3 separate regions of the Mus musculus genome follow, and all the other regions are linked to region 3. Evidence: chromatin loops called from intact Hi-C (ENCODE). Cell type or tissue: heart. All regions are shown on one strand.

Region 1 (8,000 bases), 90 kb before region 3:
AGAGTGAGGCCGAACTTGAACTCAAGGAAGGAGATATTGTGTTTGTTCATAAGAAACGAGAGGACGGCTGGTTCAAAGGCACGTTACAGAGGAATGGGAAGACTGGCCTTTTCCCAGGGAGCTTTGTGGAAAACATCTGAGAAGACGGGACACGGAGAAAGCTTATCATCACACCACGTGTGACTAAAGAGCACAAAGCAGTTTCATAGAAAGAGCACATCTGTGGACTTCCAGATCTTCAAGAACCGAGCAGAAGATGGGCACCTGACTCCAGAGCCCCGGCCTGGTTACCCCAGGGGCAGAGGGAAGGAGGACACACCTGTGTGGGTTCCGTCTCTCTGGGTTCTGATGTGTAAAGTGTGCCTTGTAATGTCTAATGGACTTTACAGATAAATGTCTTTTTTTTTTTAAGATGTATAACTAAAATGGACAATTGTTTACAAGGCTTAACTAATTTATTTGCTTTTTTAAAACTTGAACTTTCTTGTAATAGCAAATTCTTTGGGTTATGGTTTTTAGAAAATATTAATTTATGAAATGATGGTTAAGGAGAAGCTGGGTTCTCTCCTGTCTGTTGAGAGCAAGAGATTCTTTTTGACATAGACTGCATCTCCCCCTCCCCTGCTTGCTGCCCTCCTCCCTGCCGTTATATTTGGCTCCGTTTAGACAAAAATGCCAGTTTTCCAAACAGACAGCTGAATCAGTACCGGGAAGGACCTGGGGAGGGGAGCCGGCAGACTCCAGGTAGAGGAGTTAGTAGGTCCCCATCTGTCTGCTTTGATCAGAAATCAACCTGAAGACCTAATCCTGGATTTCTTTTTTGTGGGTTTTTCATTTTCCTGAAACGAAGTGGGTAAAGAAAGACGCAAACTAAAGCACAACCATTGACTGGAAATACGCGTTTGTCTGCTAGCACAAGCAGCAGCGCCGTGGGAAGTGAGAGAAAGTGGTAGTCTCTGTGTGTGAGTGGCTTTGAACCGTAGTTCCCATTCTATCCCCAAGTGATCCGCATGCCCCAAGACACAGTAAAAGTTTGTGAGACAGTGGTGGTAAGAGATGCACTCGTGTTAAAGTCAAAAGGCTGTAAGAAAACACTGTGAACGTTTCCACTCATCCATCGTGATTTCTCCGCCATCTTGCATGTGATACCGGATTCCCACAGTGGTGTGGACTGTGCATGGTGTGTGTATTTCATAGCAATTTTCACTCAGAACTGACCGATAACAGGAGGTTTAACATACACAGCGATCTCTTCCCTGCCCCTGCCCCTGCCCCCACCACCACCACCACTACTGACCGAGATGTCTTAAGTATGTTTGCTCCCTCTCGGGTGAAGGCACACGTTAGCCAGCACACCAGTAGTTAAAATGCTTATCCACATGTGTCCTCCCAGCGGACGGATGTGAAGGGCGAGCTCTGGGAGACCACTCGCTCCTGGGACTGTTCGGCAAGGCTTGCTGGGAGTGGCTGTGCCCACACCTTACAATTGTGGTAGGGTCTGGCTGAGCCCATCTTTTTATATCCATCCTTTGATGCTCTCTTCCAATTCCACCCCAGCTGTGGGTCTGGCTAGTCCTGAGAGCAGATAGAGGGAAGACAGCCTGGTAGTGAATGACCTTGTTCTACGGTTCTCTTCTGGGTAAGAGAGTAAGGAAGTCTTACAACCAACTTTTCCTTTTGTTTTTTTTTTTTTTTGTTTTTTTTTAACTTTAAGATAAAAGTAGCTGGGAAATATTGACATGAACTGAAGAGTCACAGAATGGCAAGAGATCCCATTGTCTTAAAGAGATACGTAATGTGGCTAGAAGTGGAATCATTCCTGTTAATTGATTTTTTTTTATATATATATAAAAACACTGTATATTATGTTCCTTTGTGTTGAATTTTTTTTTTAAAGAAATACTTTACTTGGATATTCATGTAATATATAAAGGTTTGGTGAAATGAACTTTAGTTAGAAAAAAGCTGACATCAGCTTTCATCTGTGTGAGTCGACACCAATGTGTCATAATATTCTTTATTTTGGGATATTAGTGTATTTTATAGAAATTTTAAAAAAGCAAAAAGACTACTACAAGTTAAGATGATTTCTTTTTTTACCTGTCTTTTCTCCATATTTTCAGCTATGTGATTGAAGTATCCGTGGTAATAGCTTCCTGGTATAACGCTGGTTAAACTCTCATCTGTTGGTAGATCACTAGGTGATATAATGTGTGGGTTTTGTATTGGGCTTTTTGGAGACAGTAGATGGATGTTGTAACAAGGGCTTGTCACACCGTGGTGGGGATGAGAAGTCGACAATTTCTCATGCCTTTTATGGTAATTTTGAGGACTGGATGAAAGGTTTCATTATTAAAAATTGATGTTCAACCCTTCTAGGCCCTTTTTTTTTTAATCAATCTTTGAAGAATTTGCGCCTTAAAATGAATAAGAACCTCTTGGAGGTGGAGAGGCGGCTCAGCTGTTTAAGAGCCTGCACCATTCTTGTGGAGAACCTGAATTCAGGCCAGACCACAGCTGCCTGTACCTCCAGCGCCAGGGAACCCAGGACTCCTGCCCTCTTCAGCACGGACACGTTGGACTTGATTTCTAGTTGGTAACACTCCAGATGAATCTCCGTCTGAGGGTGCCTTCTATGAGGCTTGGCTTGATGGTGATGATTTCTTTTTCTCTCAAACTAACTTTATTCCCCAAGAAACTTAAACTCTTCAATGAGTTCTGGATCTCCTAAGACAGTGTGTAACACTTGCTGAGCTTGATCCCTCCGGGTTCCTAAAATAACTTAGCAAGTGTTTGATTTCTAAGCGTGGGTGTAGCAGGCCCACAACCAAATACATAGTGTGGCGTGGGAACGCTGTCTCTCAGCTCACCAGGATTTTAATCTCCCACAAGATCAAAGGTCCACGTACATTCTCGTTTAAAAATATATTTCTCTATTGACTTTAGGCTACCATATCAAATCATTAAAGATCAGGAAGTTTGGGTTGTGTTATAGCTTTGCCAGAAGTTCCCTCTGTAATTGCCTGTGTAAGCCAATTGTGACGCAGTCCTCTCTTCCTATGTATCCCACTAGTGAATGTGAGGGTCAGAGGAAAACGTGTTTTCTTTCTTTCTTTCATACTTAATTTGTTTATCTATTGACAACTGTACTATATATATAGTATATGTGCCAAAGCACACACGTGGAAGTCAAATTTGTGGAATCAGTTTTCTCCTACCTTCACCTGGCAGGCCTGGATTGTAAATACCTTCACTTGCTGAGCCATCTAGACCTTTATCATCACCATCACCATCACCATCATCATCACTACACATGGTGCAGGAGCATGCACATCGATCAGGAATTGTTCTCCCACTGTGTCTCCTGGGTGTCTAACTTGGATCATCCTGTTTACCCAGCAAGTATTCCCACTGAACCATCTCGCTGGCTCATATGAAGTTATTTGTAATGTGTTTTAAAACCCCAGTTAAACTGGCCTTATCTAGTAGGATCCAACTGACAATACTTCAAGAAAGGGAACCTGTCTGCCTCTGAAAAGAAACTGGAGTGTACTTACGGACAAGATGAGCCAGTGTCCAAGTTTGGCAGAAGGGAGTGACCTTGCTGTGAATCCAGACTGTGGGGAGTGCTGGGGACTTTGCTCTGCCTATCCCACAGGCCCTTATCAGCAGACACAGGAAGGAGCTATTTGACTGAGAAGTGACCAGCCAAAGTAAACAGTAACAGTTTTAATATACACAGTGTTTCCTATTACAGTTAACCCTTGAACGATAAAGTTCTGAACTGGGCAGGTCCCTGTAGATACAAGATTTAGAGATTTGTAACAGTTTGGGGGGGGGGGGGAGAACATACATGACAGACCATAAAACCTAGCACTGTCAAGCAAAAACAAAAAACATAACATGTATGGTGATAACATTTACTATCATAAAATAAACACAGATCTGTTATTTTAAAAGTTAAAATTTTATCAAAACTTACATAAACACAGACTGTCCAAGGTGCTATTTGCAACGGAAATGAAGAAACGAAAACAGAAAAAAAAAATAGGAGAAATGTTTATAGATATAAGATGCAGCATAAACCATAACTGCATAAAAGTGCCCACAGAAGATGCTGCAGCAACCCAGTGGCCACCAGTGTTGCAGTGTGCCCAGGAGTTGAAACGCCTGCTTAGTCACCGTGTGAGCACGTGATCAACACGTGAGCCTTCCTCTTGCCAGAAAGTCCTGAGCAGTACTTGCAGTGAAGGCCCACAGTGTTTGTACATATCACAGTAAAGCATGCAACATATGTGCTAATCGACTGTTGATGTCTGCAGCGAGGCTCCCAGCCAACTGTCAGCTATTGCTCTTTGGAAAGTTCTATGTAGGATTTTGAGTCCATGAGGAAGTTGGCACCCTTGACACGTACATTGTCCATTGTCAGAAGATCCTGATTTAGCTGTCTAGATTCCCATTTCAGAACACCATACAGATCTTGCACAGGGTGGATTCTTGTCTCACACAAGGATCAGAGGTTCCGGTACTGTAAAAGGGAACAGCAGCTGACATTAATCTTTGAGTCCCCATTCCGTATATTTGTACAGGATCAGACTAAGTAGCACTAAGCAATAATTTAGTCTCCAAAGATAAGGGAGTTATCCCAGCTGCGATCAGTGAGCCATATACCACTGCTATTGAGATTTAAAAAGAAAGGAAAAAAAAGGTTCTAAGAGGTGGCCAACCTTGGAGTTGAAGCTTGCAAGGTCAAAATGCTTGTAAAGGTATTTGAGAGAGGGAGAGACAAAGACAGAGACAGACAGACAGACTCTAAAGTGAGAAAGCCTTTCTAAATATGATTCAAACCCAAAAGTTGTAGAAGAAAAAAAAAGTAATTCGACTACAGAATATTTGATAATCTATATGCTAAAACACCATAACCAACATCAAAAGAATAATGGGGAAAATGTAATTCAGTGATTTTTTTTTTTAACCTGTGGGTCATGACCCCTTTGGGAGTTGAATGACCCTACCACAGGGGTGGCCTAAGACCACTGGGAAACAAGAATATTTACAATTCATAAAGGTAGCAAAAATTACAGTCATGAAGTAGCAACAAAAGTAATTTATGGTTGGGAGGGAGGGGTCGGCACAACATGAGGAACTGTATTAAAGGGTCGCAGCATTAGGAAGGTTAGAACCACTGCTGCAGTTCCTGTAGCAGACAACAAGATAAAGGCCTGCACACGTAAAGAGCTTCTGTGCCTAAGAAAAGAACAAAAAGAAAGCAAAGGCAAATGACTTGGGACAGAACCTGTCTTTCTCTTATCCTTTCTCCTCTGCTATTAAGTAGAATCTGGGTTACTCTCAACGCTCATGTTGCAGTTCCCCTTCAAGTTAGAAACAACTGACTTCCTAGCTAGGTTTGGTTGTCATCATGGTAGGCATGGTATGGCTGTGTAGCCCAGGCTGGCCTCAAATCGGGATCTTCCTGCTTAGCCTCCCCTGTGCTAGGATTCTAGACATACATCATCATGCCCTAGTCTACTGGGTTCTTGCTGATATACACTAAAGTGTTAAAACAAACTGGGTTAGAGTATCCTTGTCATTTTGTGCATTTGCTGTTTCCTACCCTTGTCTTCAAGTATACCATGTAGCTGGATGGTCATAGTGCAGCAACGATCCTGAGCCATATTTTGTATTTTTACGAGCCGTTCATTCAGATATTGCTACAAGAAGAGAAGCCCAGGAAAGCCCTGTTTATTATACTCAGAGGCTCTAGAGAGTTCAAAAAGCAGGATGCAATAATAGTTAAGACCACTAAAGGAAAAATATTTGCAAACAAAACACAACACACACACACACCAACACCAACTCAGAGTGTGCAGGAGGTAGAAGAGGGAAGTAAAGGGAATATTTAGGTCAGGATTGGATGGGATTGGATGGGATTTTTGCAGGAAATCCAAGTCAGACAGGATGAACAGTTCAAGTAATTTCATCAGCTTTAGGCTGCTGGGTGGTCTCTGGATGCTTGGCACCTGGCCCTGGGCAATGAAGACAAAGGAATGCTGGGGTGCCCCTGAGTAGAGATCTAGTGCTAATGGGGCTTGGTTAGTTTGTATATCAAGTACATGTTCTCACAGGGCCTTGGTTATATTAGAAACTGCCCAGCCCTTAAAAGAGCAATTTCTAACAAACCGAGAGAGAGAGAGAGAGAGAGAGAGAGAGAGAGAGAGAGAGAGAGAGAGAGAGGCTGTATGCCTGTATGTCTGTGTGTGTCTCTAAGTCTGTATACCTGCCTAAGCAACCATGTGCATATGGAGATCAAAGGTCAACTCATGGGAATCTATTCTCTCCTCTCCTTCTGTTATATGGGTCCCAGCCATCAAACTTAAATCATTAGACTTGATGTGAGCAGCTTTATCCAGAGCCATCTCTTAAGCTCTCCTTTTCTTTCTTTCTTTCTTTCTTTCTTTCTTTCTTTCTTTCTTTCTTTCTTTCTTTCTTTCGTTCTTCCTTCCTTCCTTCCTTTCTTTCTTTCTTTTTCTCTCTCCTTTCTTTGTTCTTTTCTTCTTTCTTTCTCTTTCTTTCTTTCTTTCTTTCTTTCAGATGTTGAAGCATCATAACACAGAGATTATGGGGAGAAACAGCTAAAACAAAAAGACACTTGACGTGTAAAATGGGAACCTTATACAGCAGAAGCTTTCTAAGTTGCATACATATATGAGGCCATCTAAATGAAGTCACCAAATAATGGAGATGAAGTACCAAGTGGCCATCCTTTGTCACCAGATGAAGCTTCCAGCTCTGGGAATATTTTACATCTAATCGAGTTGTTGGACAAAGGGGCTCATAAGGTTGCTCAAACATCCAGGTTGTTGCCTAGACTGTGGGTTGCTCTCCACAAACGGGCAGCAAGGCCCCCATGCTGAAGACAACGCTCACATAACTCATTGAACATGAAGAGGCCAAGCTACACAGAGCCTTCCACCCCAATATTCTAGTGTCGCTGGTACAGGAGGGCATTCTTCAGACTACCAAAGAGAAATGTAAACACCAACCCAGCCACAAACTGTTTGATCTATAATGGCATCCAACCAGCAATCTATGCTTGGGCAGTGGAGGCACAAAGCTCTGGAGAGTAATCAAGCAATGCCTGATTTGACTCGAGACCCACTCCTCAAGTCAGACCCCATACCCAACGATGCTTGGGTGACCAAGAATCTGAGACTAAATAGCCCAGCGACTAAGGTAAAGGCAAATATTACTATCTTAGTCAGGGTTTCTATTCCTGCACAAACATCATAACCAAGAAGCAAGTTGGGGAGGTAAGGGTTAATTCAGCTTACACTTCCACACTGCTGTTCATCACCAAGGAAGTCAGGGCTGGAACTCAAGCAGGTCAGAAAGCAGGAGCTGATGCAGAGGCCATGGAGGGATGTTCTTACTGGCTTGCTTCCACCGGCTTGCTCAGCTTGCTTTCTTATAGAACCAACCCAGCACTACCAATCCAGGGATGGCACCACCCACAATGGGCCCTCTCTTCTTAATCACTAATTGAGAAATGCCTTACAGCTCGATCTCATGGAGGCATTTCCTCACCTGAAGCTCCTTTCTCTGTGATAACTCCAGCTTGTGTCAAGTTGACACACAAAACCAGCCAGTACAATTACCATTCTTAAAAAAATAGCAGCAATAAAATAACTCCTGATAACATTCTGGTACATTCAGTGGTAAATAGATCAGTGCCTTGCTCAGCCATCATCAGAGACACTTCCTCCTGCAGCAGATGGGAACAAACACCAAGACCAACAGTTAGACATTACGCAGAATCTAAGAGTCCTTAGAACACTCATCCCTAAATGGGATTTCTCCATTAAATCCCTTCCCTCAGAGCTCGGGGAACGTTGTGGAAGAGGATGCAGAAAGAATAAAAGCCAGAGGGGATGGCAGACACCAGGAGAGCCAGGCCCTCTTCGTCAACTGAGCCAAGCTCATATGAACTCACAGGGACCGAG
Region 2 (8,000 bases), 600 kb before region 3:
TGAAAACTCTAACCTAATCAGGAGGTTAATCCCCTGGCGAATTAGATTTCAATGGCATTTTTGGGAAGTGGTGGAAATTGGGGAAGCTTGAGGAAATAGGTCACTGGGGATATGGCTGTGAAGAGTCCATCATGTCCTAGAACCATCCTACTTTACCTCATCTTCTAGGCTGCCATGAGGCAAGAAACGTTCTCCTACTGCCATTTTCCACCATGATAGACTGCTTTACTACAGACCCAGAAACACAGAGCTGAGCTAAGTGAACATGTGACCACAGGCTTTCCCACCCACACTCAAGTTCCCCAAATAACAACTCTGAGACTGAATTGTATCTTAATAAATGCCTAGGCTATACATGAGGGCCTGTTCCTAATTAGCTTATAACTTAACTTGTTTATTCTGTTCTATGAATGCCACAGGGCTGGTTACCTCTTCTCAGTTTCGTGCTTCTGTCTCCATTAACATTTGGGGCAAATCTCTCCCCTCATCTGACTCTCATCCCAGAATCCTCTCTCCCTGCTGGAATGCCTTCTTCCTATTTCTTGCCGAAGCTGAATAGGCTAACAGCTTTTTATTGACAGCCGCTGCTTCCACACAGTGCACAAGAGATTCTCTCTACATGAATGGAAAACCTGAGCCAAAAGAAATCCCCTTCCCTCTCTCTAAGTTGTTTATCTTGGGTACTGATGTCATCATAGAAATTTCATGTAATATAAAGTTCATTAGCATCACTCCAGATGACAATGCATAAAAAGTATGTAAAATACAGAATAAAACAGACTATCCTCATATGTGTTAATGAGCACCATTAGGTCCACTCAGGGTCTGGATAAAACGAAAGTCTCTTTTTTCTCCTCCTCCTCTTCCTCTTCCTCCTCCTTTTCTCCTCTTGTTCTTTTTCCCTTGCTCTATTCCCTTTCCCCAGCTAGAACTCTCGAGCTTTGTCATCCTTCTATTCCTGTGTTCAGTGATTATAGTTTTCATTTCTAAGGCCCAAAACTCCACTCTAAGCACCAGCATCCTGGATTCCAGAGCTTCAAACTACAGAAGTAGCTTTCTTGAGTTCCCAAGTTGGAGAAAACTGTGGAACTTCTCGACCATCATGTGAACTGAATAGGTGAATAGACAGACAAAATGGACAGACAAAGAATGAATGTCTATGGGCTATTTCCCTGGAGAACCTGTTTACATGGAGGACACACTCTGAGATTATTCAGATTTCCAGCCTTTCTTCTATTGGGCTCCAAGGGGTACACTCAATACCAATACAAAACAAGTAATTAAAAAGATATTACATTTGCATTATAAGAAGAAATAAGCCCTTTCCTCTCCACCATGAAGGGAAGTCAGGGCAGGAACTCAGGAACTCACACTGAAACCTGGAGGCAATAGTTGAAGCAGAGACCACGGTGGAGCACGGGGCTTGCTTTCATGCCTGGTCCAGTCTGCTTTCTGATAGGACCTAGGACCACCTGCCCAGGGGTACCAAAGCCCTCGGGGTGCTGGGTCCTCCCACATCAATCATTAATCAAGAAAATGCCTCACAGACTTGCCTACAGGCAATGTGATAAAGGCATTTTCCCAATTGAGGTTCTTCCCAGGTGACCCTAGGTCAACTTGACCAAAACAAACAAACAAACCAAACCAACAAACAAAAAAAAAAGATAAAACAAAAATAAATGAAACAAATAAATAAAAACAAAAACAAAACAGGATAAGAAAGAGATGTGCTTTAATGTCTTTTTGTAAAAAAAATCTATATTTGATAGAGATTTTGAAATTACATTGTTCAAATAATGTAATTTATAACCAGCCTCAAAGATTAAAGTTTTAAAATTAAATGTAAAAAGAATGGATTCGCTTATTTTAAAGAATCTCGTTTTGTAAATGAGATTATAAAGTAGTTTAAGAGGTGCACTGGTTAGGATTGTGAATGAGATAAAGGTTAGTATGAAAGGTCATATGGAAACAAACATTCTAATCCCAAGTATGGGTTATTGGCTGTTTTCCACACTCTTGTTTCAAACAGCTCTCTAAAGACTTTAGCCTATATTATCACAGTCTTTTCAAGTATTGTTAGGTGTGCTGAAATTCTTTCAGCTGGTGTGAAACATGTACCAGATGAGTACATGAGTGGGGTAGGAGGAGGATGGAGGGAGTGCGACCTTTAGGTCTTTTATTTTCTCTTTCACTCCCGCCCCAGTTACAGCAAGGGAGCAGCTGTGCCCCTGGTTTGAAGTGCTCCTCAAAACCGGAGGAGAAGGCTCAGTGGTGAAGAGTAATACACTGCCCTTGCAGGACACCCACGTCGAGTGGCTCACTGCCACTTATAACTCTATCTCCAGAGAATCCGATGCCTTTTTTTTGCCATCTGTGGGACACGCGCTCACACACACACACACACACACACACACACACACACACACACAAATCTACAAATCTACACTCATATAACTAAAAATAAAATAAGTTTAAAACCAAGGATATGTTCCACAAAATGAGAGTATACAAATTGTGAATAAGGAAGAGAAGGGGAAGGTGGTGGAGGAGTGTGTCTTCCAAACTGTGTTCTTCCTGAGAGTCAGATTCTGATTTTTAAGCTCTGGGTAGAGCCTGACAGTGTGCCTTTTTAAACTGGCTCGGGGTGCTGCAGCTGCTCGTGGTACAGGGCTTACACTAAGCATAGCCAAGATTTGTAAAAACAAAAACAAAAAACGAATTGTATTAGGAATGAAGAACAGAGAAATGAGAAGAGAGAGAGAGAGAGAGAGAGAGAGAGAGAGAGAGAGAGAAAGAGAGAGAGAGAGGATGTGAAGATAAAGGGAAGGAAATGGAGGGAGGTAAAGAAAAGAGAAAAGATAGGTTTACTTAGTGTTAGACAATAGTGCAATAGGAAGGGAAAGGGAAGCCGGGCGGTGGTGGTGCACGCCTTTAATCCCAGCACTCGGGAGGCAGAGGCAGGCGGATTTCTGAGTCAGGACAGCCAGGACTACACAGAGAAACCCTGTCTCGGAAAAAAAAAAAAAAAAAAAAAAAAAAGAGAGAAAGGGATGGAGTGCAAAAAATTAATTCTTTAAATGAGTAGAAACAAAGAAAACGAAAAGGCTGAAGTGAGGCAGCATCTTAAAGCTATCTCTCTTGAGCATATGAGGACGAAGTTTATCGCTCCTTAAGAACCCAAATTCAATAGTCATATAGTCTAGGTTCTAGCGCACGCTGGCGCTAGGCAATGGGCGGGGCCCCGGATGTAGCTCAGGGGGCGGTGCTTGCGTTCGGGGGGGCGGGGCCACCCCAGGTCTGCGGACCGGGCCTTGCGTCCTCCTCCGTCTCAGGGGGCGGAGCCTGGTCTCTAAATTGGCGCCTCTGAGTGGCTAAGCGGCAGCTCGGATTGGCGGCTTTTGAACCCGGAAGCACTAGCGGGCGCTCGGAAGCGGCAGGAGCGCGGGCCTTGGCTCGCTCGCTGCGGCTGCGGGATGGTTGGCGGTGGCGGGAAGCGCCGGACGGCCGGGGCGGGACCGCAGGTAGGCGAGGCGGGATGCGCTGGGTATGGGGACGCTATGGGCCGTGGAGGAGCCGAGGGCCGCCCTGCGGGGCAATGGCCCGGGGAAGTCGTTCCTTTCCAGCGCCAGCCCAGTTCCCACGAAGCTCTGCAGCCAGCGGACGGACCATTCATTCATTCATTCATTCACTCACTCACTCACTCACTCACTCACTCACTCACTCATTCACTTACTAACCAGCTGATGGAAACTGGAGGAGCTGCCAGGGCGGCGAGGCACACGCGAACAAACATTTCACCTTTCGTTTTTTTTTTTGCTTGGGGTTAACGCAGGTGTGTAAAAGAAAATGCTGGAATTAACAAGCCCTGGAGTTATTAAAGACTTTTGTTTAAGACAGTCTCTATGTTGTAGCCCCGGCTGTCCTGGAACTTGATATGTAGATCAGAACTCAATATGTAGCCTCCAAATCACAGAGACCCTCTTGCCTCTGCCTCCAGGACACGAACCACCACTGCCCGGCTACTTTGGTAGCCTGACCTGGAAGTGTAAGGGATACGGGTTCTCAGATGAGTGATAGATTGGCCAGTCTGGACTCTTACATGATTTCATGGGTTCCTTAAGCATACAGTAGCTAATGGGAGAAGTTAAGCAGGGAAACGAACGTTTAACAAAAGTGACACCAGCTATGTTTTAAACTGGGTAGGGTGAGGCGATTGCTAAGGCTTAACGGCCAGTGGATGGCGAACATAGGTATTATTCTCGTTGTGTTGTGTTTTCTCACAACACCAAGTTAAAAATGTGGTTTAAAGAGAACAGCCTTGTCAGGCAGAAGCAATAAGACCAAAAGTTCAGTGTCCTCCTCAGTTACATTACAAGTTCAAGACCAGCCTGGGTTACAATAGACCTGTCTTAAACAAAGTCCAGCTTGATGACGTAGAGAGTAATAGTACTGATGACTTGAATTCAGTCCCTGAAGTCATGTGGAGTTAGGGAAGGGGACAATGTGACCAAATACGTTGTATGTAAAACCACTCCCACAGTTCTGCATCTACCCATTTGGGTGCCTTTTCCTTTTTGCCTAAGCATTTCCTGCCGCTTCTAGTCACTGTGGCTATCACCCTGAAGTTGGAGTTACCCTTGCCTTCTTGTAGAGTTTGTTGTTTCCTTAAAAAGCTTTTATGGTACATCTTGTCTTAGTCAGTATTCTACTGCTGTGAAGAGACACCATGACCATTAAAAAAAAAAAAAAGTGCCTAGCTGGGGCTTGATTACAGTTTTAGAGGTTCGGTCCACTATCACCACGGCTGGAAGCGTGGTAGCAGGCAGGCAGGTATGCTGCAGGAGAAGCAGAGAGTTCTACATCTAGACTGGAAGGCAGCAGGAAGGGAGAGACTCTGGGCGTGGAATGGGCTTTTTGAAACCTCAAAGTCTTATCTATCCCCTAGTGACACACTTCCTCCACCAAGGCCACAGTTCCTAGTCCTTCCCAGTACTGCCATTCCTTGGTGTACTCAAATTTATAAGTGCTATTCTGTTTAAAACCACCACACATCTATCTAATCTTGGGGGGTTTTCTTAATTGAACATCATACAAAGATTGAGCCATGTTGTCTAACTGTACTTCTCTTTCTTTCATTTAGTTACTGTTCCCCAGTGTTTGAAAGCCCTGTAACTATCTATTTTCCTGTTGGCTGGCATTTCAACCTCCTAAGGACAGTGCTGTCAAAAACAATTCTTACCCGATGCCTGACTTGTACATACAGTGTGTAGGCTTGGAATGACAGTTACCAATACATATGGTTGGACCCCTGAGAACATGTAGTTATCAACACCTGGGTGAGAAATGCCGACTCTAGCGGCACTGGCTTGCTGAGGGCAGCTCTCCCGCGCACTGGGCGGCGTTGAGCTGTATCCCTTAGCCTCTGCAGCACTAGGTGCCGCTGGTCCTGCTGCGGGTAGAATGTGCCGAGTTTCGCCTGGATTCAGAACCACAAGGATCTAAGTTCCCAGAAAGAAAGAGATTGTACTTAGAAAACAAGACAGATACGCAAAGTAAGCAAGTTGCCTTGGTAGCACTGAGCCAGTTTCCAATAGCATCCTTTAACCTTTAATTTGCATGGGTGCTAGAGATGCAAATCTTAGCATTACAAAGCCTTTTCCGAAAGACATGGTTTTTAGCTCAGAGGATATTCCCATATTGATCCTTAACTATACCATACCTCTCCTCTCTTTTTGTTTGGAATGTCAAAAGGAAGTTATCTGGTTTTAAGTGGAAGGGTAGTAATGATTGTGGTAAGTAGTGCAGACCTAACTATGGTTGGAGTTCCTGAAAAAACAGCTTTTTTCCCCCATTATTTATGTTTTAGGTTAGAATACAAAGAAATTGGTCTCATCCTGGCTTACTCATGCATATGTGCCATTGTACATTCGTTTTGTTTGTTCTTAAAGATGTATCCGACGATGGCTTTGCTCAGGCAGTCCTCTTAAGTGCTATGGTTGCTGGGTAATAACATGACAGGTGTGTGCCCTTGTACTTAACAGAAACAGCTTTTATCTGATAAGTCCTTTGTATCCAGTTACTTGTGATCGTTTGCTTCTGGTGTGCGTGATGAGTCTGTTTAAGTGAAAGGCCTGATGATGTGATGGCATCTTGGTACCAAAATAGAGCTGAAACTTTTATGCCTTTATGACAGCTTTACATTTTCCCTTTGTTTCTTCTTGGTTTGTTTGTCTCTGCTATGGAGAAGCACATTTAGAGACATGCTTTGGGTGGTATTTTTTGACCACCGTGTAAACTGTGTTCTTTGCACAAAAGAATCTCTTGGAGTTTACTTAAGTATCACGAGCTCATGCTTTTGTTATTGCTTTTGTTTGTTTGTTTGTTTGTTTGTTTGAACATGTTAAAATGGAGGTAGAAAGATGGCTCAGCAGCTAAGAGCATGCACTGGGCTTGCAGAGGACCCAGGACAGTGTCCACTCTGTTGGGCAACTCCCAGCTCCAGCTCCAGGGATCAGTGCTCTCCTCTAGCCTCAACAGCAGCCACTCACACACACACACTTCACAATCATAAGGTATTTAGGAAAATGTGTATGGTGCCCATAAACTGGCCAGTAAGCAATATTGGTGTGCAAGGGTGGTTGTTGAAGTTCGTTGGGAGGACTTAAGTTTCATATGCCAATTTCAGTGTGAAAAGACAGTTGAGGTGAAGAAGAGTAAGTTTTCTGAGGCTGATGTCTCCAGTGACCTTCGAAAAGAAGTGGAAAATCTTTATAAGCTTTCACTGCCTGAAGATTTCTATCATTTCTGGAAGTTCTGTGAAGAGCTTGATCCTGAAAAGCCAGCTGGTGAGTCTGTCTAGTCTCTCTCTGCTCCTGTGACTGCAAGAGATGACAGGAAACTGGAGGAAGGACAGAAACAGCTCATAGAGAAAGTGGTTTTAGCCACACATGGTGACATGCCTATTATAGTCTCAGCAATTAAGATACTGGTTTGAGAGTAAGTTTCAGGCTAGCCTAGGATACACAGTGAGACCATCTTAATAAAGAGAAGACAAAAGAACATTCCCACAGTTCTTTCTAGTGAGTGAGGTATGTAGTCAGAGAACAAGTTAATATTTCTGTCGGTCAACTTCATTGCTGGGATGTGAAAAGACAGCCGAGCAGGAGGACAGCGTCCGTTACATCATGGTTTTACCCAGCAGGAGGACAGGGACAGGTCAGAAGTTTCTGACTATGGTTAGTTTGCTCTATTGTTTTGGGGTCAGTGATACCTTATGTCATGAGGATGTGTCAGAAAGTGCCTACCTCATGTCAGACAGGAAGCAAAGAGCATTAGGGAGCAAGAGTCCTGGGATAAGATGAACCCTTCAAGGTCATGTAACCATTAGTCACACTCATGTCATTAGCTGGGGACTGTGCTTTCCATACATGAGCTGCTTTGGTTTAAGGTCATATACAAACCATAATGCTAAATATGCTACTGTCACCTATTGGCCAAGGCAAGCAGTTTCAGGACACTCCTTCATTTAAGGAATACAGAATTAAGGAAAGTGAGCGGGTGCATATATTGTCATTTTACGTCTATAAACGTGTCTTAATGGACTAGGTAAACTAAGAATTTGCATCAAGGCTATTTACTGGAGAGAGAGACAGGGAGAGGGAAATGGCTTCAGTGTTTGTAACCCTCCTAGGAAAGCTGCAGACACTCTGAAGTTGGAAGTCTAAAGACCTGGAGTGACAGCTCATGAGAAGGAAAGGGAATGGTTTGGTTTGGTTTTGTTTTCTATCCTTAATCTATGTTGTCTCCTTAACCTGTATGTTTGTAGCTATAGCAGATAGTGGTGAGGTAAGGTAAGTGCATGGCTTTTAGGCCTGGAAGGGTGCACAGCAGCTTGGCTGGGGCCAAGGAAAGGCAGAAATGCTCTAAGCGTAAGCTAATGCAGTAGTAAGTTTAAGGGGGAAAGCATAAATTCAGTGCTACATTTCTGTTCAACTGATGTC
Region 3 (8,000 bases):
GCTATTCTTGAACTCATTCTGTAATCAGGGTAGGCTTTGAACGTTCGAACCTCATTCCTCAGCTCTCCAGGGACTTTAGGGATTATAGACTTTCATGGCCAAGGCTTGACCACTTTTGCCTTTTAAAATAATTAGCTCTATACCCTAGATAGGGGAATAATACTCCTTCCACAACCCATAGACTAACAAGTAAAAAAAAAAAAAAACAAGACAAAAACAAACAAACAAACAAAAACAGTGTCAAGTGTGAGATATCACCCCTAAAGTTGTCAATCAAGGGGAGACTAGAGACCCTCAAGACAATGCAGGGGGTTGCCATTACTCTTGGTGAAGACCCTACTGCTGAAGACACCACACACTTTGCCATCGGACTGGGAGACATCAAGCTGGTACTCATCAGACACCTTCTTTCCTGTTCATTAGCTTTCATAGTAGGAAAAGGAGCTAAGTAGGCTGCTTGAGGGTAAAAGCATCAGTAGTCTTGATATGAACCTGGAATGCTGCACTAAGAAGTGTCCTGGAAAGAACACGCCCACAGGTGCATAAACGTTATGGATGTAACCAACAATTTTCTTATAGGATTTAAGTAATAATAAGAAAGTAATCGTTCAACAAACCCAAAAGAAGATAGCCAAACAAACATAATTCCACCTCTAACAACAAAAATATCAGGAAGTCAGTCACTTTTCCTTAGTATCTCTTAATATCATTGGGCTCAATTCTCCCAAAAAGACAAAGACTAACTGACTGGATATATAAACAGGACCTAGAATTTTTGCTTCATACAGGAAACAGACCTCATCAACAAAGACAGACACTACCTCAGAGTAAAAGGTTGGAAAACAATTTTCCAAGCAAATGGTCCCAAGAAACAAGCTGGAGTAGCCATTGTAATATACAATGAAATCAAGTTTCAACCAAAAGTTACCAAAAAAAGACAAGGAAGGACACTTGATACTGGTCAAGGGAAAATTCCACCAAGATGAACTATCAATTCTGAACATGTATGCTCCACTATCAATTCTGAACATGTATGCTCCAATTGCAAGGGTACCCACATTCATAAAAGAAATTTTACTAAAGCTCAAAATAGCACATCCCATACAATAATAGTGGGAGACTTCAACACCCCACTCTCAGCAATGGACATGGAAACAGAAAGTAAACAGAGACACAGTGAAACTAACAGAAGTTATGAACCAAATAGATTTAACAGATATTTATAGAACATTTCATCTTAAAGCCAAAGAATATACCTTCTTCTCAGCACCTCATGGTAGCTTCTCCAAAATTGACCATATAATTGGTCACAAAACAGTCCCCAACAGATACAAGAAGATTGAAATCATCCCATGCACTCTATCTGATCACTAAGGGCTAAGGCTCATTTTAAATACCAAGAAAAACAACTAAAAGCACACATACACATGGAAGCTGAACAACACTCTACTCAATGATAACTTGGTTAAGGAAGAAATAAAGAAAAAATTAAAGGTTTTTCAGAATTTAATGAAAATGAAGACACATTATACCAAAACTTATGGGACACAGTGGAAGCCATACTAAAGGGAAAACTCATAGCTCTACGTACCTCCAAAAAGAAACTGGAGAGAGCATACACTAGCAGCTTGACAGCATACCTGAAAGTTCTAGAACAAAGAGAAGCAAATATACTCAAGAGGAGTAGATGACAGGAAACAATCAAACTCAGGGCTGAAATCAACCAAATAGAAACAAACAAACAAACAAAAAAAAACTATCCAAAGAATCAACAAAACCAGGAACTGGCTCTTTATGAGAAAATCAACAAGATAAAGCCTTAGCCAGACTAACCAGAGGGCAGGGAGACAATATCCAAATTAATAAAATCATAAAATGGAGACATAACAATGAAATATATCTTAAAATAATTATTCTGTTTGTTGAATATTAAGAGTTGAAAATATTAAAATCATGTTCTATAAAAAAAAGAAAAACAAACAGACAAAAAACAAACAAACAAAAAAACCCCACAAGAAACATAGAGAAACATACAAGGAAATTTAGAAACCCCAAATTAGAAACCGCAATATACAAGCAAAAGAGTAGTAAGGTTTAAAAAAATTGTTCAAATGGGGCAAGATGAGACAAAAAAAAATTCCAAACATACCAGTGAGTTTCTTTGGTGTCAGCAGTTTACTGCTGGCCTTGGCCTTACCCTTTAGTGTAGTTTGTATATTCAATGAAAGTCTGCTGGAGCAAACTAATTTTCCTTTGCAAGCAGTTATTAATAGGAGGCAGCTTCTGGGTTAAGGCTGGAAATCCATGTCCACTTCTCCCTCTTGCTTGGACCCATTTGGCTTGGACCTGTGTAGGCTCTGTGCATGCTACTACAGTTTCTGAGTTGATATCTACATCAATCCTGGCGTCTAGAAGACACTTTCTCCTTAGTGTCTTTCTTCCCCTCTGGCTCTTACACTATTTCCACATCTTTGTTATAGATCCCTGAACCCTGAGCAGACGGGTTTAATGAAGATATCCCATTTAGAACATATAGTGAGTATCCCAACCTCTAACTCTCTGCACACTGTCCAGGTGTGGCTCTCTGTTAGTTCCCGTATACTGGAAGAGGAAGCTTCTCCGGTGAGGGCTGAGTATGACATTGACCAAGGGAAATAGCAGAATGTCATTTGGAGTCTTTTTTATTGCTACATTACTTCATCAGGACAGTGATATTTGTCGTAGGTACTTCCCCTAGGCCTATTTAGTCTCAGGTTTTTGGTCACCAAGTATTGACAGGCTTAGCTTCATGGGGTGGGCCTTAAATCCAGTCATGGTTTTTGCATAAACATTGTTTATGTAACCAACAACTATTGCATGGGCATGTCACATTCAGGGCAGATTGTCATTGTAGATCTAGGGGTGTTTAGTTGAGTTGGTATTTACCTTTCTTCTCTGACAACCAACATATTTGAAGATTGTCTCCAATACCCAGTGGAACACACACACACACACACACACACACACACTCACACCACTAGCTAGACTTGATGGGTTAAAAATATGTATGGCTTTGTTTTATTACAATGAAAAACTTCATAAAACATTGGAACATGGGATTTGTAGCAACATAAATCTGGTCATTCATGTTTTGCTTAATAAACTATATAGTATTCTCTTTAAGGTAAAAAAAAAAGAAAAAGAAAAACTTTAAAATTAATGTGCAACTTTTCTGGTAGGTCCCCACCCCTCCCCAATTTAGAAATCAATACTCAGACCCGGCTTTGCCAGCTTGCTGTGCCTTCAGTCCTCACTGGCCTTTTGATTTCTGGTGTTAATACAACTTTGTACTTTAATAAACAATTTAGCCCATTAGAGTTTTATGTGAGTTAGTCCTGTTGCTCCAGAATTCTCCCTACCTCCAATAGGGACTATGGTCTACTTTTTTATTTAGTACACTAATATTCTGTCAAGAAATGTTCTCTTTACACTAGAATGCTAACAAATCATGCCATTTATTTATTTATTTATTTATTTATTTATTTATTTATTTATTATCTGTTTATTTGGGAGGCATGGTTGAGACAGAGTTCTCTGTGCAGCCCTGGCTGTCCTGGAACTCTAGACCAATCTGGTCTTCAACTCAAGAGATTTACCTGCCTCTGCCTCCTTAGTGTGGGATTAAAAGCATGCACCACCATGCCCAGCTAACTTTTTCTTAAAAAAAAAAAAAAAAGCACTCAGGATATCTTATTTAGGAGTATAGGAACCCAATATTGCCAATAATGACCTAAGCTTGCTCTTTAATCTTTACTCTATTCTGATCAGTCGAAGAGCGTGGAGGCCCATACCTGTAGATGCCAGCAGCTCTGTGGAGGCTGAGGGAGGAGAATCATAGAGAATCTGAGGCCAGCCTGGGTAACATAGCAGGTCTTTTCCTCAAAAAGAGGAGTACAAGCATTTATTGAATCCCTCTACACAGTGTTCTTTCTTTGTTGCTGTCTTTGAGACAAGATCTCACTCTCTAGACCAGGCTGGCCTTGAACAGTGATGAGTGAACAGGCCTGAGCCACCACACACGGCTTGTGCTCTTTGACAGGACATTTACCCTCATAGAACTAACCAGGCTTGGGAATAGGCATCCAGCAGCAGTTACTAAAATGCTCACAAGTGCAAGAGAGTAAGGACTACAAGTCCCAGAATGCAATGCAACCCTCGAAGAGTCCGTGTGCACTGACGTCTAATCCTCGCGCCTTGTTTTGTGGCCTGGGTTGTCTGTTGAAAGGAGAGCATACTGGTTTTGTCAGTAGCTGTGTCTTTTATTACAAGTTCTGAGTCTCAGGGATCCATCTTGCTGGTCCGCGGTCCAAGATGGACAAAGTCTGTGCGGTTTTTGGAGGCTCCCGGGGGATCGGCAGGGCGGTAGCCCAGCTAATGGCCCAGAAGGGTTACCGTCTGGCGATCGTCTCCAGAAACCTGGAAGTGGCCAAAGTCACCGCCGGCGAGCTCGGCGGTATGTACCGGAAGTGTCCTCGCCGTGCGACCAAGGTGCAAGTCCTTGAGTTCCAGTCCACGGGCCCTGCCCATGTACCCGGGTTTGCGCCCCAGATCGCTCGTGCCCCATGACCAAACACTCACAGGGGCTCTCGCCTACTCCAGGCAGATTCTAAGGACCCCTGACAAGTAGTTGCCTTCCCCGCGGCCAGTGCTGATATTGAGAGCTGCCTTGCTCTGGCCTCTGGGAGGAGAGAATGGACGCGATTATACTGAAAGTAGAGAAGTCAGATACAAATGGCTAGATTGCATTTTGCTGAGAGCTCTTGCCCTTTGCGAAGGCACCCGACAGTATTTCAAAGAGAAACTCTTGATAAGTCAGGGTTGCTTCTCCAAGCCCATCAATGACTTTAGTAAGTTACTAATTTGTTTTCCCAGGCCCTTTGATTGTATTCCTATTCCAGCCCCCCCCCCCCCAACCCCAGGTTATTAACGGATTAGTCATTGCATTGCAAGTTTAAGTCTCGTTTGGAGAAGACAACTTGAAGAATGGAGAAAAATACATGTCACTATCAGGAAAGCATTGGGTATCTTGTAGGTCTAAGAGTGTCTGGTGCCGACTATATTTCTTTACTTATGTGGAAATAGCCTTGATATGTAACTCACACTGGCTTTGAACTTGTGGATCTCGTGTCTCAGCTTCCCAGTTGCTGAGATCTCCTTACTGTGATGGGACGGTGATGTCTTTAGTACAGAGTACACTCTGAACCTGCGGTGTGGTATCCAGCTTTCTCGGACATAGGGTCTCACTACGCAGCCTAGGTTTCCCTTGGATCAGGAGCTGGTCTCTGCCTCCTCCGTGCTGGGAACACAGGGGAACACATCTGTTCACCTTGGGTGTGAACACGAGCCTCAACACCTAGCCAGTCAGCATTGCTTCCAGTTTGCTAGATACTCCACCTTGCCCTGTGGTACTAGTTACCTGTTCTTCGGCTCTCCATCATATAGTTGGTTCATCTTGATGTATCCCTATCATAAATTGAGGAGCATATATATTAATATGGTAGCTTATCAGATAGGGAATATGTTTACTTTGAAGTCAGGGTTGCTTCCCCAAGCCCATCAGTGACTTCGTGAGTTTGGTGATAGGGATCAGGGAGTTCTATGGAGCCACCTCTCTTGTCCATGCTGGCCACAACCTTACAGTAGTAATCTCCTATCCCAAAGCTGAGACGGAAGGTATACACTACCATGCCCAGATTTAATTGCAGTTTTAAAAATCACATTTATTCATTTGGTTGGATGAGTACATCTATGTCATTGTGCACCTGAGGAACTCAGAGGACAGTCTGTTCTTTCCTTTCATTGTATGGGACCCAAAGGTTCAACCCAGATTGTTAGGCGTGGTGGAAAGTGCCCTTATCAAGTGAGCCATCTTGCTGGCCCTGACCACTTTTGTTTCTAGACTTTCCAAGCTTATTTCTTCTTAAGGGTTTGAGGTGTCACTCAGAATAGCCATGAACTTGTGAGTCCAGCAAGTGCCAACATTATGGGTAGCCAGGTACCCATAGTTCTTGTGTCTAAATCTCCCATTCAAGAAAACTCCAAAGTTAAAGTTAGATTTCGATAATGTTTTATTTTATGTACTTGCTGTATCCTAGAATTTGGCAGGCAGAGGCAAGATGAGCCTGAGTTTTGAAGTCAGTCTAGGCAACACAGTAAAACCTTATCTCAAAGCAAAACAAAAACAAAACACTCATACACAAGACGGAAAAAACAAACCTCATTATTTCTCCTTCACTTCCATCCACCCTGTCCTTTCATCGTGTGCTCTGAGGGCAGGAACCCATGACTGGCTGTCATTGCTCGGCCCAGCACAGGCTTGCTGAAGAGTCTAATCATAAAGCAAATAAATTCGAAATTCAAGTTAAGATTTAGAGGTAATTCTGATTTAACTTTGTTTTGTAGGAAACCACTTGGCATTTAGGTGTGATGTTGCCAAAGAACAAGATGTTCAGAGTACATTTCAAGAGATGGAGAAACATTTAGGTCCAGTAAATTTCTTGGTAAATGCAGCCGGTATCAACAGGTTGGTCAAAGATTGAGGTGAATTTGTGATACCTGTTTTAAAAGATTTTTTTTCTTAATGCGTTGATGGCTTAGTTTCTTTTCCATTGCTATTACGAAATGTCATGACCCAAAGCTATATATAAAACAGAGTGTTCGATTGAGGTTATGGTTTCAGAGTGTTAGAGCCATGTTGGTGGAGTAAAGCCATGGTGGGTAGCAGCAGCCGGGAACCCATATTGTGATTGGCATATAGGAGGCAGAGATAGGGCACAGTGGGAATGGAGCCAGTCTTTGGAAACCTCAAAGCCCACTCCCAGTGACACACCTCCTCCAACAAGGCCACACTCCCTAATCCTTCCCAAACTTGGTTCTAAACTGGGGCTCAGCATTCAAATATATGCGCCTCCGGGGACCATTCTCACTCCGAACACCACATCAGTATGAGACAATATATTAGGCTGTTTTATTTCTAACTGGAAAGGCTTTTTAGAAAATTATCATACATTCTTTTATTTTAAAAATGGTGTGTGTATCTGCATGTTAGTACGTGCGGAGTGTGTGGATTCCCACAGGAGCGAAAGGAGGGCATCAAATCCCTGGAGTTGGTGATACGGGAGCCTGTGAGCTACTTGGAACTGCACCTGCACTCTCTGTAAGATCAGTATGTGTTCTTGATCAATGAGCCATTTCTTTAGCCTAATTCTTTTATGATGAGATAAATGTCCAGTTGGATCAGTCCTAACAACCATCACCGGCATATCACCTAGCATGCCAGAAGACTCCCTTGGTCTCTTCTCACAGGAAGCCAGTGTTCTGAGTTCCATTGATCATAACAAGCTTAATAGTAATGTTTGTAGGATAATAAATGTAATAATAATAGGATGAGGGGGGGTTTGTTTAGGAGAAAGTATTTAGATTTACAGCCCCGTTAAAGAAGGCAAAACTGGCAGTAGCTTAAACCATTTGTTTACTTGCTACTGTGTTTAGCCACTGGCAGTATTTATCAGTCTATCAGAGAGGTGGAGAATCCTGCCTTCCCTGTGGCTCCTTTCTGGATTATCAACAGCTATCTTAGTGGTTTTAAAGCCAAGTTCAAAATGGGACTGCCCAGCACTTAGCTAGAAAGCATAGCTTATACTATATTTTAATCCAGAAAAAATTCTGGTACGTATGTTTTGACTTGATTTTTTAAAAAATATTTAGTTCTGCTATTTTAAAATAGTGTGTGTGTGTGTGTGTGTGTGTGTGTGTGTGTGTGTGTGTGTGTGAGAGTGCACGTGCGGCGTGCATATGTATGCAGTTGCCTGTGGAGTTCTGAAGTGGATGTATAATACCCTGAAGCTGGAGTTACAGGTGGCTGAGAGCTTTTGGACACATGTGCTGGGAAGTGAACTCAGTTCTCCTGATGGAGCACTTGGAGCTCTTACCTGCTGAGCCAGTCCTCTAGCATCCAGATT

The links. Hi-C counts contacts between places; a loop is a spot of excess contacts. Peaks named below come from ENCODE experiments on the same cell type or tissue, not always from the same donor. Only the 100,000 strongest peaks of a DNase experiment are listed, where the experiment ranks them.
Region 1: a loop joins it to region 3, with 2.0 times the contacts of the local background. A loop is called at or near these places in 8 of 42 quality-filtered maps.
Region 2: a loop joins it to region 3, with 4 times the contacts of the local background. A loop is called at or near these places in 4 of 42 quality-filtered maps.

The regions. Positions count from the first base shown.
Region 1 is chr8:61,393,698-61,401,697 of GRCm38, forward strand. Sh3rf1 (SH3 domain containing ring finger 1) reads left to right here. Exons shown (of 12, transcript NM_021506.2): 12 at 1-2,375. The coding sequence ends at 140. 5730405A17Rik (a long non-coding RNA gene) reads right to left here. Exons shown (of 4, transcript XR_001778559.2): 4 at 7,616-7,762. Among named protein-coding and RNA genes, the nearest start is that of 5730405A17Rik, 30 kb to the right of the region's middle. In heart, no CTCF peak of the experiment used is centred here; a DNase peak (open chromatin) is centred at 3,624; H3K27ac peaks cover 779 bases.
Region 2 is chr8:60,887,016-60,895,015 of GRCm38, forward strand. Hpf1 (histone PARylation factor 1) reads left to right here and starts at 3,413. Exons shown (of 8, transcript NM_028299.3): 1 at 3,413-3,521; 2 at 6,686-6,845. The coding sequence starts at 3,474. In heart, no CTCF peak of the experiment used is centred here; a DNase peak (open chromatin) is centred at 3,356; H3K4me3 peaks cover 2,098 bases; H3K27ac peaks cover 1,115 bases.
Region 3 is chr8:61,483,499-61,491,498 of GRCm38, forward strand. Cbr4 (carbonyl reductase 4) reads left to right here and starts at 4,236. Exons shown (of 5, transcript NM_145595.2): 1 at 4,236-4,492; 2 at 6,442-6,562. The coding sequence starts at 4,351. In heart, a CTCF peak has its summit at 4,437; DNase peaks (open chromatin) are centred at 4,233 and 5,333; H3K4me3 peaks cover 1,496 bases; H3K27ac peaks cover 1,141 bases.